Linked DNA regions of Mus musculus: region 1 is linked to region 2. The links are chromatin loops, found by intact Hi-C in ENCODE. Cell type or tissue: left cerebral cortex. All regions are shown on one strand.

What was found. Peaks named below come from ENCODE experiments on the same cell type or tissue, not always from the same donor. Only the 100,000 strongest peaks of a DNase experiment are listed, where the experiment ranks them.
Region 1: it touches region 2 in a loop (2.6-fold over the local background); 3 of 42 quality-filtered maps call a loop at or near these places.

Annotation. Positions count from the first base shown.
Region 1 is chr13:37,353,152-37,355,651 of GRCm38, forward strand. The region is part of intron 1 of Ly86 (lymphocyte antigen 86); the gene reads left to right. Among named protein-coding and RNA genes, the nearest start is that of Ly86, 9.1 kb to the left of the region's middle. In left cerebral cortex, no CTCF peak of the experiment used is centred here; a DNase peak (open chromatin) is centred at 1,479; H3K27ac peaks cover 1,515 bases.
Region 2 is chr13:37,414,352-37,416,851 of GRCm38, forward strand. Ly86 (lymphocyte antigen 86) reads left to right here. Exons shown (of 5, transcript NM_010745.2): 4 at 1,146-1,198. Among named protein-coding and RNA genes, the nearest start is that of Gm4035, 20 kb to the right of the region's middle. In left cerebral cortex, no CTCF peak of the experiment used is centred here; a DNase peak (open chromatin) is centred at 1,546; H3K27ac peaks cover 1,260 bases.

The DNA of each region.
Region 1 (2,500 bases), 61 kb before region 2:
TAAGTTGTTGACATTTGCTTCAGGTTGGGCAATTTAACTGACCTCCAAAATGTCCCTTAATTATGAAATTCTAAATCTGGTCACGCACAGGTACCTGCATAATCCATCAAGGTAGTCAAACAGGACAATTAATCAGGCTTTAAGAATGCAAAGCAATGCTGGCAAAATCTCCCACAGAATAGAGGGCAAACTACGAATGACTTACCCCATAGCTCAATGTAACAAGACATACAGATAAACTGTTCATCAAAAAGTTTTAAGGTGCCCTGGGAGGTGAGGACCGAGGAAAGGGACACTTCTTTCTCCAGAACCTGACAATTCTGAAGTAAATGGAGCATAAAACCAATACCAAAGAAATGACATAATAAAATCAAAAAGAATCGCAGACCTTAGAGTCATTTAGCCATGATTTCTAATCCTGCAGAGAAAGTAATCTCTCCTAGCCCATGCTGTTGTACAATTAAGGAAAATATTGAGAAGTGGAGAAGGTGGGGCAGAGGCAGAGAACATGGATTCCAGGTGCCAAGTTTAGACATTCAAGATGCACACTGAACAGCAGATTTACCTGGAGCAGGACTGGCTTTTGGGTCAAATTTTAAAACAGGAAATTGATGTAGAAAATACAAGAGATGCAAGTGTTTGTTTGTTTGTTTGTAATCTTGTAAGAACACACACTGGAAAGGAAGCAGTCCCTATAGATAGGTTCCTGAGAAGACACCATAGGGACCTTCTAGTGGTTGCATTTAATGGAAACCACTTAGAAGCCAACCCTGCAGAGCAGTGCGAATCCTCCTGAGCACATTAAAAAGAAGAGACTCAGTAACCTGGTGAACAGAGGGAAGTATGCTCTGGCTGGCTGCGGTTCTACAGGGACCTCCTTAATAGGCAGGAAATGGGTGTGTTCTAAAAGGCTATGCACTGCCCTTTCCAGCCAAAGAAAAGCTCCCTGGGCTCCTGGCTCCGTTTGTGTTTTGAGAGGAGAATCTTGGGAAAGGGTGAGATAGGGAAGGCTGTCCTCCAGCTGGTTTTCAGTCAGCACATCCTAAACACCACAGGCAGCATGGAGTCCTGAGCATGGCCTCCATCAGGCGTGGATGGAGGGATTTGTGCAGGGCATGGGACACCAGAGTCTGAGAAAGTGGCCTTCAATGAAAATCCCACTGTGAGTTCCGTCTGGACAGTGGCCAAGGGACATGCAACTGTCAGGGAGTGTCAGGACTTTGATAGCAGCGTCTCCAAGACACAGAGCGACAGGTGGCCCTTTCAAGACCCAAGCAGCAGGACAGGGGTCTAGATGGGAAGAGGAAGGTGGCTTTCTCAGTAAATTCATACACTCTAGGCTTGTGTTCTGCCTTTCCTAGATTCCTTCTAAGGTCAGACTCTAGATCTCTGATCCAGTAGCTTTGTGCTAGAGAACTGGAACTAGCAAGCAGATGCTGGACGTATATAGCAGTCAAGCAGGAAGCAGGTGCCCACACGCTTCTGTTAGGCTGATGGCTGAGCAATGCACAGAAGACAATGTGCAGATTAGGGTGTCGCAGGAGTCCCTTTGGCTCTTAACCATGAGAACAGAGTGCAAGAACAATCTCTGTACGGTGGCCATGAATGCTGCCCCCTTTCCCAGTAGCTGAGACCTTTCTTATCTAAGAGGCTTCCTTGTGCATTGGTGATGATTTAGTTCCTCTAGTACTGTGCTTTGAAGTGTCCCTTTAAAGACGTGAGCCCTACTCACACAACTGACATCCCAATGTGTTGTTCATTTAACACACTTTTGCAGAGACGTGCACATTAGCCACAAATTTATCAATGGAATTTCCTTAAATGTTTGGTAGACCACAACAGACTTTTCCTGATGACTTTAAAACACTGAATAGCAGAGGAAGTGTGTAGTGACCATCACAAAATAATTTCACTATGATGTTTCTCAAAGTTGTTTCTGAACATTGGCTTCATGGGCCTAACATTTTTCATCTTTGTATCGACACTCATATTCTCCTCTTCCTTTTCTTTTTAAAATTTGATTGACCTATCACCGATGCTGCCTCAATCTCTCAATCCTCTGGCCTCAGCTTCCCGAGTAACTGGTATTGTGGGTATAGACCTGGTATTGTGGGTATAGACCTGGTATTGTGGGTATAGACCTGGTATTGTGGGTATAGACCATGGCACGATCACTCTTATCTATAAGACTTATGCTTTCTTGCAGCTGTTGGGGTATGTATTGGGCTATTTCTTGGTATATCTAGCATGTTCAAGCTCAATGAAAACATGGTTTTTTTGGACTTACCAGCCAGTCGACTCCGGACCCAGTTGCCAGTCATCGGCTTAAGTTCTCTTGGCATAATGCTTCCTGCCACAACTTAAAGACCTCTGAAGACTCTTCTTCCCACAAACCTCTTTCCGCTCTGCCATTTTCTCCTTTAAAAGTACACTGAGGTCTGCTGGGTCACTGTTTTGCAAATTCACACCCTGCCATTATCCTATGCTTGGAGGCTTATGT
Region 2 (2,500 bases):
AATCCCAGCACTTGGGAGGCAGAGACAGGCGGATTTCTGAATTTGAGGCAAGTCTGGTCTACAGAATGAGTTCCAGGACAGCCAGAGCTACACAGAAAAACCCTGTCTCGAAAAAAAAAAAAAAATAGTGATGGAGTATGTCTTAGGTAGGGTTTCCTAAGAAGAAAAGAAGAGACACCATGACCAAGGCAACTCTTATAAAGGACAACATTTGATTGGGGCTGGCTTACAGGTTCAGTGGTTCAGTCTATTATCATCAAGGTGGGAGCATGGCAGCATCCAGGCAAGCATGTTGCAAGCAGAGTTGAGAGTTCTGCATCTTGATCCAAAGGTAGAAAGGAGGAGACTGGCTTCCAGGCAACTAAGATGAGGGTCTTAAAGCCCATGCCCACAGTGACACACTTCCTCCAACAAAGCCGCACCTACTCCAAGGCCACACCTCCATAGTGCCACTCCCTGGGCCAAGCTTATTCAAACCACCACCAAGTATGATGACCAGGAAGACAACCACCATTATGCTAGGAACCTGAATCCTTTGCTTTTCTTTTCTTGAAAAGAGGACAGCTGATAATCCACTGTCTTCGGTGTGTCCGGACATAGTGAAAATGATGCCATGTGGCTCCTTCAGCAATAAGTAGTAACAGACACTGTATTTAGAGAAGAGAACAAAACAAAACCAAAAGTGACTACAACCCAGCCCTTACCTGTATCACAAGTATTGGGTGTTTCTCCTGGAACTATTGCAGTGTCTTTGAGTTTCTGGCCACAGATCTCAAAACATTTCACCCTGTATTTCCAGCACCAGTCTAGACTCTTGACCTCTCAGTCAGCCAGGGTCTTTCCACGACCTGCTTGCTTCCTTCCCACACTTCTCACTATCTGGACAGTGCTCCATCCAGAAGTTTCTGTACCGTCAGCCTCATCACTGGGAAGCAAGAAACATGTACATGGGCAGAGACTATTGTTCATCAACACCTGAGATCCATTTGAAGTCAGGAAATTAAAGCTTTTATATCAATGGCTACTCTTATTTTATTATCCAGACTTGATCTACGTCTCTACGGCCACAGATGATATGATAACCTTATTTGGAGGGTTGTTTTAAATGAATGAATAACATTATCTGTGATCTATATATTTTTCAGAACAGATATACTATGCCGGCCCTGTCAATAACCCTGGACTTGATGTTCCACAGGTAAGGTTTCTTGTTTTGTGTTGTTGTGTATTATTGTGTTGAAGAGTTGATTTTAAACTCTTGGAGGAGAAAAAAAAAGAGAAAGAGGAGAAGGAAAAGGAAAAGGAGAAGGGGGAAGAAGAGGAGGAGGCAAAGAAGAAGAGAACTAGACTTACATAATTGAAAGTGTCGGCACATGCCACAGTTAGGAGGCATGCTAACAAATGCTAACATAGTTAGGAGGCATGCTAACACACTGACTTTGATGCTTCATGATCCTTTCAGTTGAACCAGAACAAAACCTACTGGAGTTGAAATTCTGGCATCTTGTCCACAGGATCAGGGTTGTGTGGGGGAACTCCATATGGCTAGTGTTGTGTGGGGTGTGTAGGAGGCAACTAGCTTCTGGCAATCTAGAGAAAGGAGAGTTTACAAAATCCCAAAGGTTTCAATGTCCCACTGGTTACCATGCCACACTATGACTGCCAAGCTGGGATGTGGGTCTGCTTCTGTTTACTGTACAATGTATAAAGAACAGGGATGGGGAGATAGCTCAGCTGGGAAAGGGCAAACCTAAGGATCTGAGTTTGATCTCCAGAGCCCATGTTAGGAAATCCAGATGAGACAGTATAGGCTTATAATCCAAGTGCTGGAGAAGCAGAAGCAGGCAGGCTCCTGGGACCTGCGGGCCAGCCAGCCTAGGGGGTTTCAGCTCAGTGAGAGATGCTGACTCAGAAAAAAAAAAGGAAAAAGTTAGATGACACACGAGGAGTGACACCCACGATTGTCCTTGGCCTCCACAGGCATGTGCACACACAATTATATGTGTTCCACGTGCACATGCATCTGCACACACAAACATGACCACATGACACATGTGGCCAAAGAATAAAGGCATAAACCCAGCCCATCCCTCCAGAGTCTGGGATATCCAGGGTAAAAAGGGGGCACATCTAGGGTCTCCTTGCTGGTGAGGACTTTGCAACATCCTAAGTCAGCACATTAGGGGACACAAATCAGGACATTCAAGGATAAAGGAGTCAAATTTTTTTATAACGCACCCACTCCCAAGAAAACCCATTACTCCTTAATCTATTAGTCCATAAATGAATGAATCCACTCACAAGGGCAGATCTCTTTTAAAGATCCCACATCTTCTGATCTCACGCTGGGGATTGCGTCAACAGACTTTATAGCAGGGACAGTCAAGCCAAAGCATTGTGGCCCATCCTGAGCATCCACGAGCAAGACTCAAAGCCAAGACGAGGATTTCCTGGAACATCATAAAAATGTCATTGCTCACACATCCTGCTTTCAGCTTCA